2 separate regions of the Homo sapiens genome follow, and region 2 is linked to region 1. The links are chromatin contacts, found by Hi-C or POLR2A ChIA-PET in ENCODE. All regions are on one chromosome and are shown on one strand. The core of a region is the stretch at or near the end of the contact, and the rest is flanking DNA. Distances in the headings are between cores, read along the strand shown.

What was found. A loop is a pair of places that touch in the nucleus more often than their neighbours do. ChIA-PET counts read pairs that join two places held with the same protein, here RNA polymerase II (POLR2A). Pooled maps may share reads with other maps.
Region 2: a loop to region 1 is called in a pooled map of gastrocnemius medialis, with 2.0 times the contacts of the local background. The contact joins two enhancer-like sites. A Hi-C loop is called at or near these places in 1 of 50 pooled maps. POLR2A ChIA-PET finds 5 or more read pairs at or near these places in 3 of 52 experiments (H1, OCI-LY7 and activated T-cell).

The regions. Positions count from the first base shown.
Region 1 is chr4:3,224,097-3,229,371 of GRCh38, forward strand. It overlaps HTT (huntingtin), which reads left to right. Exons shown (of 67, transcript NM_001388492.1): 56 at 1-35; 57 at 1,565-1,647; 58 at 4,519-4,649; 59 at 4,784-4,913. Among named protein-coding and RNA genes, the nearest start is that of MSANTD1, 22 kb to the right of the region's middle. Within about 2 kb of position 1,500, at least 15 of the 41 ENCODE cell types and tissues checked have a DNase peak (open chromatin) inside an H3K27ac peak, as active enhancers do.
Region 2 is chr4:3,317,987-3,323,889 of GRCh38, forward strand. RGS12 (regulator of G protein signaling 12) reads left to right here. Exons shown (of 18, transcript NM_001394154.1): 2 at 1-65. Among named protein-coding and RNA genes, the nearest start is that of RGS12, 28 kb to the left of the region's middle. Within about 2 kb of position 3,530, at least 7 of the 41 ENCODE cell types and tissues checked have a DNase peak (open chromatin) inside an H3K27ac peak, as active enhancers do.

The DNA of each region.
Region 1 (5,275 bases), core at 250-2,749:
GGATCCTGTCCCTTCTCTGTCTCCGGCTACTACAGGTACCTGAGGGAAAGGGTGCGGGGGAGCGGTTGTACTTGGGCTAGAATGAGAGAAGACTGGCATGCTCACCACACCAGTGATGCGGGAAGACCTGAGTGTGGTCTGAGTTGGAGGCTGTGGTGCTAAATACGCTGCCCCTTTCATAAGCAGGAGTCTTAGTCAGGCCCAGGGAGGAAGTAAAATCTGGAAATGAATGAGAAGCATTCTCTCCTGCCAGTCAAGAAATGAGAAGCGAAAGAATTCTCACGGGCTGTAAGACCAGCAGGATTTAAAAGTTGAATTAGTTGCTTATGTTAAGAACTCAACCAAGTTCATCTACACAAGCTGAATCTCCAGCTTTTCCTAAGAAACCATGTGTGGCAGTGGCTGCAGGGCAGGGCACAGCTGGGCCTGAGCACCCCGCTCCCTGCACCTCTCCCCTCCCTGGGCCCTGCCTGTCACTGCCCACTCTCCCACCAAGCCTTCCGGTTGTGTGCCTGCCCTATCACAGGCATCGGAGCTTGTCACCTGGTTTAAAAGAAGAGAGTTGTGTGGGGATTTGGGATGCACGTTTTTCACTCAAAAGTATTTTAGCGTAGAGCTCTGTGATTCCGTAGCTATTTAGGAGTTTAAGCACCTTGAAGGCTTTAATTGCAGAAAGTTCTATGTGGACGTGCAATGTGTTATACGCAGTGTCTATGAGACTCAAATGTTTATTAGGGCGTTGAAGTAAACTGAGCACTTGGAGGGCCATGGATCCAGCCTTCAAGGAGCTCATAAGTCAGGAGGACCCAGGAGCAATGACCTGTCATAGAAGGCAGAAAAGAGGGGCACAGAGGTGGGTGGGAGGCATACACAGGCAGCTCCTGGAGCTCCAAGGGGAGCAAGTGCTTCCAGGGAAGGGGGCGTGGAGGCCCCTTTGGAGGAGGCAAGTTGATCTGGGGTCTGGCAGAGGGTTAGCTGGGGACATTTAGCGGGAGGCTGGTGCCCGGGAATTGGGGGGATGCCCAGCAGAAAGACATGAGGAGGCTGGCCTGGGGCGTGGGGGGGTGTGAAAGGTTAAGTGGGGGCATTATCCTGCTCCCGCTCCTGCCGGCTGTATCTGGTCAGCCTGGGCACCGAGGTGGGGTTCTGGAAGGCACTGTTCACCAAAATGCTTATCTGGGTCCCCCAGAGAGCTTGCCTGCCTGGACTGTCGGCTCGCCTGCAACTGCTGACTCCTAAGCTTTTGCAGCTCAGCCCACAACCAGTTCCTATTCACAGAGGTGGGAGCTGAGGGGTGACAAGTGACTGCTGCAGTCTTATTTGTCATAGAGAAAAAGTGACAGAGTCCAGCTTGCCCACTGGCCCTGCCAGCTTAACTGGTTATAAAGTGACAAATCCCCAAGACCCACAGGGCTCTGCACAACCTGGGCCCTCCTGCCAGTGGCGGCGAGGGCAGGTGGCTCACGGCTGGGTGCCTGTCTGGGCAGGAGCTGGGCTGGTATGGGGTGGGCCTGCGGCCCTGCCCCCCTGTGCAGATCAAGACTCAGGGTGCTGGTGTTCACAGGTGCCCTCATCAGCCACGAGAAGCTGCTGCTACAGATCAACCCCGAGCGGGAGCTGGGGAGCATGAGCTACAAACTCGGCCAGGTCAGTCTCGCGCCCCCGCCGCCTGGCCTCTGTCCGTTTCTGTCCTCAGACTTTGGCGCTTGACACACCCAGGAGAAAAGCTCAGTGCACTTTTTAAATGAAAGGAAGTTTTCCTTTTTTTTAAAAAAAAATTTAATGTTCATTGTTTTTATCTGTTTTATTCCTAGGTCCCGCAAGCAGAGGAAGCATTAGTTTTGTTTTTATTTATGTTCTGTATTCCAGAAAGTAGTTAAGAGACCTCACATGTAGCGATAGAGATGTGTGTAAGAGACAGTGAGAGGGCGTGACTTGGACTTAAGCAAGGACCGTGAGACACAAAAAGGGGGGTGAGGACAGAGTGGAGTCAGCTGAAATGCTCAGGAGGAAGTAGACGCCATGAAGGGCCATGGTATGGGGGGCCGCAGGCGTGGCCGTGAGTGTCCCTGGGGCCAGCTCTTGGGGGGCTCCCTGAGTGTCCCTGTCCCTGTGGCCAGTTCTGGGTGGGAGCCCCGTGTGCAGGCAGACAGCTCGGCCACTTCCTAGCAGGTCACATTGGTCTGTGCTTCTGTTTCCTCCTCAGATAAGTGAAGGGATTCAAGGGTCTGGGTGTGGTGGCTAACACCTGTAATCTATAACATTTTAGGAGGCTGAGGCAGGAGGCTTACCTGAGCTCAGGAGGTTGAGGCTGCAGTGAGCCATGATTGCACCACTGCACTCCAGCCTGGGCAACAGACCAGTACTCTGTCCCTTAAAAAAAAATGTAAACAGAAACGTAGGGCCATTTGCATATGATGGCACATGGCGTGGAGCCCTACAGGTGTATGCTGGGCGGGGCCCGGCTGTGCTGGCCGACTTGCACCTTTCCCTCCACCCCGGTGCTGTGTCTTTCGCTCACCGGGTTCCTGATTTAGTGAAAGCAGTTGTGCAGGACAGTTCTCTTTGTAGCTTTTGTTTCTGTGGAAATGGGTCAGAATATGGTGTTTAGAAACACTTATGAGCTCTGAGAGTTTCCTCTTCTGAGTTCCTGGCCTGCAGCCTTCACAGCAGAAACCCTGTGATGTCACAAGCCTGTTTCTGTTCCCTGCTCTCTGCCTGTACTGTCCTGTTTTGTGCCTGCCGGTTTCAGTGACAGGAAGCAGGGAGCTACTGGACCAGCCTGTATTTTTCTAGACATAGTTGGAAAAAGAAGTCCCACTCTTCTGTCCTTTCACCTTTGACAGATGTTTCCACCCCAAGATAAGTGAAAATGACCAATAGGATGCACTGTATTTTTCATGAAAGTGTTTCTGAAGGGCAGGCTGAGAGTGAGAGGCCTGGGGCTCACTGGGTGCCTCTGGCCTTGTCCTGGGCCCAGGGACACTGGTCTGTGCCCGAGGTATTCCCTATCCCCCCAACCCCGCTGCATTTGGCCACATCCTTCAATGTTTGCGTTGTGTCCAGCGTCCGCAAACCAACTGTCATGGGATCATACTGGGGCTGAAGTACGGTCCCACCCCTGCCCTGTCTGGGGCTGAAGTACAGTGCCACCCCTGCCCTGTCTGGGGCTGAAGGACAGTGCCACCCCTGCCCTGTCTGGGGCTGAAGTACAGTGCCACCCCTGCCCTGTCTGGGGCTGAAGGACAGTGCCACCCCTTCCCTGTCTGGGGCTGAAGGACAGTGCCACCCCTGCCCTGTCTGGGGCTGAAGGACAGTGCCACCCCTGCCCTGTCTGGGGCTGAAGGACAGTGCCACCCCTGCCCTGTCTGGGGCTGAAGGACAGTGCCACCCCTGCCCTGTCTGGGGCTGAAGGACAGTGCCACCCCTGCCCTGTCTGGGGCTGAAGGACAGTGCCACCCCTGCCCTGTCTGGGGCTGAAGGACAGTGCCACCCCTGCCCTGTCTGGGGCTGAAGGACAGTGCCACCCCTGCCCTGTCTGGGGCTGAAGGACAGTGCCACCCCTGCCCTGTCTGGGGCTGAAGGACAGTGCCACCCCTGCCCTGTCTGGGGCTGAAGGACAGTGCCACCCCTGCCCTGTCTGGGGCTGAAGGACAGTGCCACCCCTGCCCTGTCTGGGGCTGAAGGACAGTGCCACCCCTGCCCTGTCTGGGGCTGAAGGACAGTGCCACCCCTGCCCTGTCTGGGATGTTTAGCCCCTAGATGCCACTGGACTGAGCCGCTACTTGCTTTTGGGAAAGAGGGGTGGGGGTTAGGGGTCTGGGCGAGGGGAGTGCAGGGGCTCCTCCTTGGCCTGAGAGCTGTTCATACAGACTCCTCGCCCACTCCCTGCAGGGTGCTGGGTCCCAGGGGGGAAATGGCCCTTGGTGCCAAGAACGTGAGTTGGGGCTAGTGCCAGTGATGATGGAGAACAGCTTTTTATGGGCACACAGCCCACAGCACTGTGCCAAGTGCTCGAGGCTTCCCGAGAACCAGGCAGAAAGGAGGACAGTCGAGGTGTGCTGACTGCGTGGTGGCTGCGTGATCTAGAGCGCGGGTCACAAAGGCGCGAGGGAGCTCTGGCCTTGGGTTTACCGCAATGACTGCCAGTGCGGGAGACTGGAAAAGGAATCTCACGTATTGGTTCCGTGTTTTGGGGACTCCATTCAGATGTCACTTAGGAGTGAAAGCATCCCTTCGTAGAGCCTCTTTCTGTGTCACCCTCCTCAGCTGCTCCTGGGGTTGACTGGCCCCTGATTCATGCCTTTAGCATGTGCTGGAGCTTCCCAGCAGCTGTCCAGCCCCTGCCCCACCCTCTCTGTGGGCTCCCTTGCCCGTAACCTGGGGTGTCTGAACGACCCTTGCTAAGGGGCAGACTGTTAGACGGTAGGCATGTGCTGAGTCCCAGTGGCCACACCCACCCACCAGGAGCCTGGCACTGTGGCCGCAGCACTGAGCAGTGCCCCGTTTCTGTGGCAGGTGTCCATACACTCCGTGTGGCTGGGGAACAGCATCACACCCCTGAGGGAGGAGGAATGGGACGAGGAAGAGGAGGAGGAGGCCGACGCCCCTGCACCTTCGTCACCACCCACGTCTCCAGTCAACTCCAGGTTTTCCAATGGCCTTTTTCTTTTTAACAGAAATTTGAAATTTCTTATCAGTCATTTGATTTGTTTGAGGTGCTTCTTGAAATGAGCCTCTCATCTCATGTACTTGGAAAATACCCATCTCGCATATTCCACAGGAAACACCGGGCTGGAGTTGACATCCACTCCTGTTCGCAGTTTTTGCTTGAGTTGTACAGCCGCTGGATCCTGCCGTCCAGCTCAGCCAGGAGGACCCCGGCCATCCTGATCAGTGAGGTGGTCAGATCCGTAAGTGAGCCTTCCCATTCCCCTCACACCTGCACGTGCCACACGCACCACACACGCCACACACCCCACACACACACACCGCCCACACACATGCCACTTGCACACACACCCCTCATGCATGCAACACACACACAGGCCACACGCACCATAGACACCACACACACATGCCACATGCACACACATACACGGCATGCACCATACACACAACACACACAGCACACATGCCACACACACACGCCACACCACATGCACCACACACATGCCACATGCACACACACTCCACATGCATGCACCACACACACACACACACACCACACACACCACATGCACCACACCACACAGGTTACATGCACACAACACAC
Region 2 (5,903 bases), core at 2,280-4,779, 96 kb after region 1:
CCTTTGGAATGCAAAGCATTTTTGGTCCCCATCGAAATGTTCGAAAGACTAAGGAAGATAAAAAGGTAAGCCTGCCAGGAGCCACTCAGCGCGGAGGCCCGGCCTCCTCACTTAGCAGTCACGGGGAGGTGACTCCCAGTCACCAGCTTGCACAGTCCTGGCTTCCTCCTGCTGGCCCTGTGGCCTCTGTGGCCATCACAGGGTGTCTGCGTTGCCTGTGGGCTGCGGACTGTGTCTTGCTGGGACCTCTTGCCCCCTGCCCTGTTCGAGTCCTTGGTTCTGGTTCTGGCTCTGATGGCTGGTCCTGGGCAGGACATCTGGGCAGGACTGGTGGTGGCGAGAGGGAAGTTGTTGTCTTGGAGCTCAGGATAAGGCCCTTCCTCCCCTTCCTGCTCCTCCCTAGCTCTGTCCCTGTGGCTCCTTGAAGCCCATTTTAGGTCTGACCCCAGAATCTTCATCCCAGTGTCCCACACCCCTCTTGAGGCGAGAATATTCTTGAAGCACTGAAAGCTGGTTCCTCGTGCTGTTTCCTCCATGGGGAATATCCTGTTGTGTAAAACACCAGCTGGACTCCGCAGTGGGCCTGGGGAGCCCCACGCCGCCTGCTCACTGAGGGGTACCTCAAGGTGTGTAGTGCTGCCTTGAAGACCTGGACCCATCAGCATCCCTTTGGGGGCCCTGCCTTTAGGAGCTAAGTTTGGAGCAGGAAAGAGTAAATGAGCAAAGCTGGGAACCCTCTGGAAGGGACTTTGTCCAGCAGGAGGCGGTGCTGCCAGTGTGGGAGTGTGCGGGGCTGTGCCTGTGCGGTTGGGTGCAGGGAACCCTCTGGAAGGACTTCCTCCAGCCAGAGGCGGCGCTGCCGTGTGGGGCTGTGCTGTGTTTGGAGCCAGGGCCCTTGTGACAGGTGATGGGGGTGGGCACTTAGCTCCCTTTGTTTCAGAGAAACTACTCCGGCTGTTTACGATGTAAAGACACCTTTTTAGTGTTTGTTCACATCCTGAGACCATCCTAAGAAGACCCTCTAAGGCTGCTGGCTGGGTAGGCAGGGCCGGGGAGTAGGAAAGGCCGTGTTTGATGAATATTTCTACTTGATTCCCCCTCCCCTAGTGTTTTCCATGATGAAATGTAGCACCTGAGAGCATTTAAAGGCAAGGAAGGAGCCGGCTGCCGTGGCACACGCCTGTAACTGAGTGCTTTGGAGGCTGAGGCAGGAAGCTCGCTTGAGCCCAGGAGTTCAAGACTGCCGTGAGCTGTGTTGCAGCCACTGCACTCTAGCCTGGGTGACAGAGCGAGACTCTGGCTCTAAAATAAAATAAAATTTAAAAAATGGAGGAAGAACAGATTTCTCGTTTTATCTCCTCAAAATGATCACTGATAACATTTTGATGTATGTAAGCATAGAATTTTTTTTTTTAAAACACTTGTAATCATATGGATTTTCAACATCCTCTTTATTTTTGGGGACAGGGTCTGGCTCTGTTGTCCAGGCTCAAGTGCAGTGGCTCTATCATAGCTCACTGCAGCCCCTGCTCCTGGGCTCAAGTGATCCTCCCACCTCAGCCTCCTGAGTAGCTGGGACTACTGAGTAGCTGGGACTACAGGCACTTGCTACCATGCCTGGCTAATTTTTATATTTTTTGTAAAGATGGGATTTTGCCATCTTGCCCAGGCTGGTCTTGAATTCCTGAGCTCAAGCGATCCTTCTGCCTCAGCCTCCCAGAGTGCTGGGATTACAGGCATGAGCCACACGCGCCTGGCCTCAGCCTCCTTAGAGGAGTCGTTCTGCAGCTGCACGTGCTGCTGCTGTCTTTCCTTGTCTCTTGATCTGAGCCCTGGTCTGGATTCTCAGGGAGGTGCCCTCCTGCCCGCCCTGGGCCTCACCTCACTTCTCCGTGGAGCCTGTAGGTGGTGGGGCAGGGCCACTCCCAGGGAGCTGGCCTCAGTGTGGGCTGCCTGTATTGGGCAGGGATGGGAGGTGAAGGGCCCTGGAAAGTGGTGAAAATGTTCTTTGGAATCAGGAGATTCCTCATCTCTTTGAGTACATATTTAAAACTGTGTTTTCTCCACTGCTGTGGTGTAGTGAAGGTTGACACTGGTGTTTATGTGGTTCTTTGTGGATTACAGGGCACCTTCACCTGCTTTCTCCTTGAAATTCAAAGTGACCTGGACAGTGGGGAGTATGATGCCATTTTAGATAATTGGCAGTGGTGCTTATGGTCCTCAGCGGACCTGAGAGACAGATAATGCTGTCGTCCCCATCCCACCAGTGAATGGACTCCTCCTTGGGGCGGGTGACATGGGGGAATAGGTGGGGTTGTGATGCCAGCCTTGGGCTTCTTTGCAGTGAAGATGAGGGTCCTGGCTGTTCCCACCCACACTGGAGCAGAGCAGAAGGGGAGCTAGCATGTCCTCAGGGTTGGAAATAACGGTGTGGCGGTCACTGCTTTGCAGAGTGCATCCTTACCTTGATAGGAATCCTGAGGCCATCAGGCCAGGCGATTGAGGTTTGGCTGTCAGGTGACTTGCTCACAGTCACAGGGCATGTGAGTGCTGGGACCAAGACAGCCCTGGCGCTCCGTGTGGGATTTGGAGTGGCCTTCATAATGTGGCGTGATACACTATCTAAAAATAAACAGGTAGTAACGTGTTGTGTTTTATGGGTTCCTGCTGTAATCTCTTGAGGTTTAAGTGTTGCTGTTTACTTTGCCAAGTGGGCCTCCCTGTGTAGTTAGGTGAGTCTGATCCCATAGCCTCCCCAGTTAGAGCAGCAGAAGCTTCCAGGGGTCATGAGGCGGCCACAAGATGGGTCCGGACGTCGCCGTGGACAGGTCTGCAGAGTTTCGAAGGTGGCCGTGACCGTCCGCAGCGATCAGGGCCCCACCTGGACGCTGGCCTGTGCTGAGAGAAGGGGCCAGCAGGGATGCAGGAAGTGCCTGGAAGTTAGAAGAAGCAGCAGAGTTGGCACAGGGAGGGAGAGAGCAGAGGAGGCCCCTGGAGGGTGCCATGGTGTCAGGCAGCGAGCTTCACGTGACTCCGGATTCTTAGTGACGGGGACTTCAGGGCTTTACTTTGCACAAACTCAGGTGGAATCAGTCAGGATCCAGCCAGGAGACAGGAAACGCAGCAGTAATTTGAACAGGAAAAATTCAGTATACAGAATCGTTAACAAAGGAAAAGAAGGTTAGCTGCTGAAAGAGAAAAGAAAGGCTAAGGTCATCAGTGTGGAAAGGGGCTGAGTCTAGAAAAGTGGGCGTGGGAGGCTTAGATACCCAGAGTAGGGGCCTTATCTGACAGGACTGTGAGTCCATCGCAGCTGTGAGAGAGTGAAGCAGCTCCAGGTGAGGATTGGTGGCTGTCCCCAGTCCCCAGGAAAAACGATGTGGGACCCTCACATGCCAGTCCACCCCACTCCATCTGGGAGGCAGTGCCTGTGCCCATTGCTGAACATTGAGCCCCTGGGCAGGAGCCATGTGGTCTTCAAGGCCCAGTGCCAGGATCAGAAGCTGGGCACGGCAGGGTGGGTTTGGCGCTGAGAAGAAATGCCTTGGTGTCTGGCACAGTGCCCCGTTAGGCTACCCAGCGTCTGTATGCACCCTTCTTCAGCACCCCCAAGGGCATCTCACTCCCAGCTTCTGCTTTTGAGTCCGCCTTGGCTTGCCTGCACCCCAGGGCAGGGTTTTCTGTGGCTGTGGAGCAGCTCCGGCCTGGACAGCCACGTCAGCTCCTCCCCCCAGTGGACTGCAGGCATGTGGTGTCCAGCGCGCTCTGAGGCCCAGGCCTGGGCAGGGGCCCCTGCTGACGGTGTCCTTGGCTTAGGCACTCGCCCTTAGCCCTAGAACAATCTTCAGCATTCCCTCTACACAGTTATTACTAGTTCTATGAATGTTAAACGTTCCCTTTGAAATTACTGGCACCAGCCTTTCTTAATCTGTATGCAAAATAAGCTGACTATTAGAAGAAATATAATACTGCATCTAGTCACAAGTTGGTCTCTAAGGCCAATAGTTCTGTGTCCTAACTGCCACCAGATTCTCCATTGTTGTCCTTTGCCAACGCTTTTGTCACTGCCGCCTCCATCCTGCTGTCTGCAGGCTCAGCCCGGGTTTCCGCCCTCAGTGGCCACTTGCTCCTGTGAAAGCCTGGGGACCAGCGAGCCAGACCCCTTGTTGCTCGGCATTTCTACGTCTCCTTGGTGAGATGGAAAGCTCTAACCCCCTGCACACCGAGCCACGTGGTGACCTTGTGCCAGCTCATCCTTGTCAGCTTCTCCCTCCTCTGGGGAGGAGCAAGGAAGGGGAGCTGAGTTACTTGTAGACTCGCTGAGGGTCTGAAATTCTTGAAGTGGGTGAGATGATGTTTGGAAGTGGACTGCTTTCCCTTTTGTGTAGTTTGCTCTTTGTCTCTGCCTAATGTCTGTAGCCAGCACAAGCTGGTTCTCATGGAGATAAGCATTCAGGCCTGTGACTAACAAAAGGGGCTGATGTGAAAGAGAACCCAGGATCTCGAAATGCTTCTGTCATCAAAAATGATTGCCTTGTGTTTCATTTAAGGCAAGCGTGTTTAATTCTGTGTCTCTGCAAACTGACTCAAAGTTATATTAATTAATTAAATTAATTAATTAAAATACCTGGTTAAGTAGCAGCACCCAAATTCTTAAAATTTCCATACAATGGATTTTGGAAATTTTAAAAATGAAAATATGTTATTTGTGATATGTAAAGGATTGATTGGTGTAATTTTGAAATGAATGAATACATATTTTTAAATTCCTCAGTTTAATTTCTGGTATGAGAAACATCAGTAGCTGAAACCCACAAAAATAAAGACTCGCTGAGGTGCTCAGTCGTTTGTAGGTACTCCCAGGAGTCCTGAGACCACAGCACTTGAGGACTGCTGCCCGCAGAAGGTTGGATTTGCAGGAGTGAGTTCCTTCTCAACTGTTGCTTACTGAGATAAGACCATTAACAGAGAATGGAGAAATACCTTATGGGTGTACTGGAGTACCCGAGAGCTACATCTGAGTGAGATAGTGGTACCTGCATCACCTGAAGTACATCTGAAAATCGCGCTCATAAAAAAGGCAAAATACAGAAGCCTCAAGCCCGTGAGCAGCGCAGTCTGCTGTCCAGGGTGGCGCGTGCCCCTCGGTGGGAGGACAAGCCAGGGGCGAGCGGGAGGACGAGCAAGCACCAGGCTGGGGGGCCTCTCCCGGGAGGGGTGCCGTGGCGCCTCGCTCGTGTTGGTGCAGTTTTATTTCTTGCGGTGCAGTGTGTTGGTGGGTGCTCATCATCTCATTCTCCACCATTTGTTCATGACGACATACCCAAAGGTACAATCACAGACACAATGCGAACAGCACTGTAAGAGTCAGAGCCTTAGATGCTGCTGCTGCCTCTGCCCCGCTCCGCGCGGGGAGCTGCAGTTCAGAGTTCGCTTCCTTTCATGGACTTACTCTGTTTGCACAGGCTCTTGGATATTCTCTTCCTTTTCCTTCCCTTTATTGAAAATACATGTGACATACTGCTGTGAGTTACTTTTTTCTAAAACAAATTTCTCATGTACATAGTTATATATCAATTTTAAAAACTCTTCTTCATTGTAGTGGCCACGTGGTATTATGTCATATGCCTGTGCCATTTCTTACTGAATCAGTCCCCAGTTGATGGCAACCTTAGACTGTTTCTATATTTAATAATAAGCTGGATTGCAGTAAAAATTCTTAAAGTTCTATCTTTGTATATATGTGAGTTTTCTTTTGGGTAGGTTCCTAGATGTGGAATTGCTGTTTTTAAAAGTGTATGTGCATTTTAAAGTTTGCCAAATTGCTCACCAAAGAGGTTTTCTAGTTTATATTTTTGTCAGTAGTGTGTGTGTGTGTGTGTGTGTGAGAGAGAGAGAGAGAG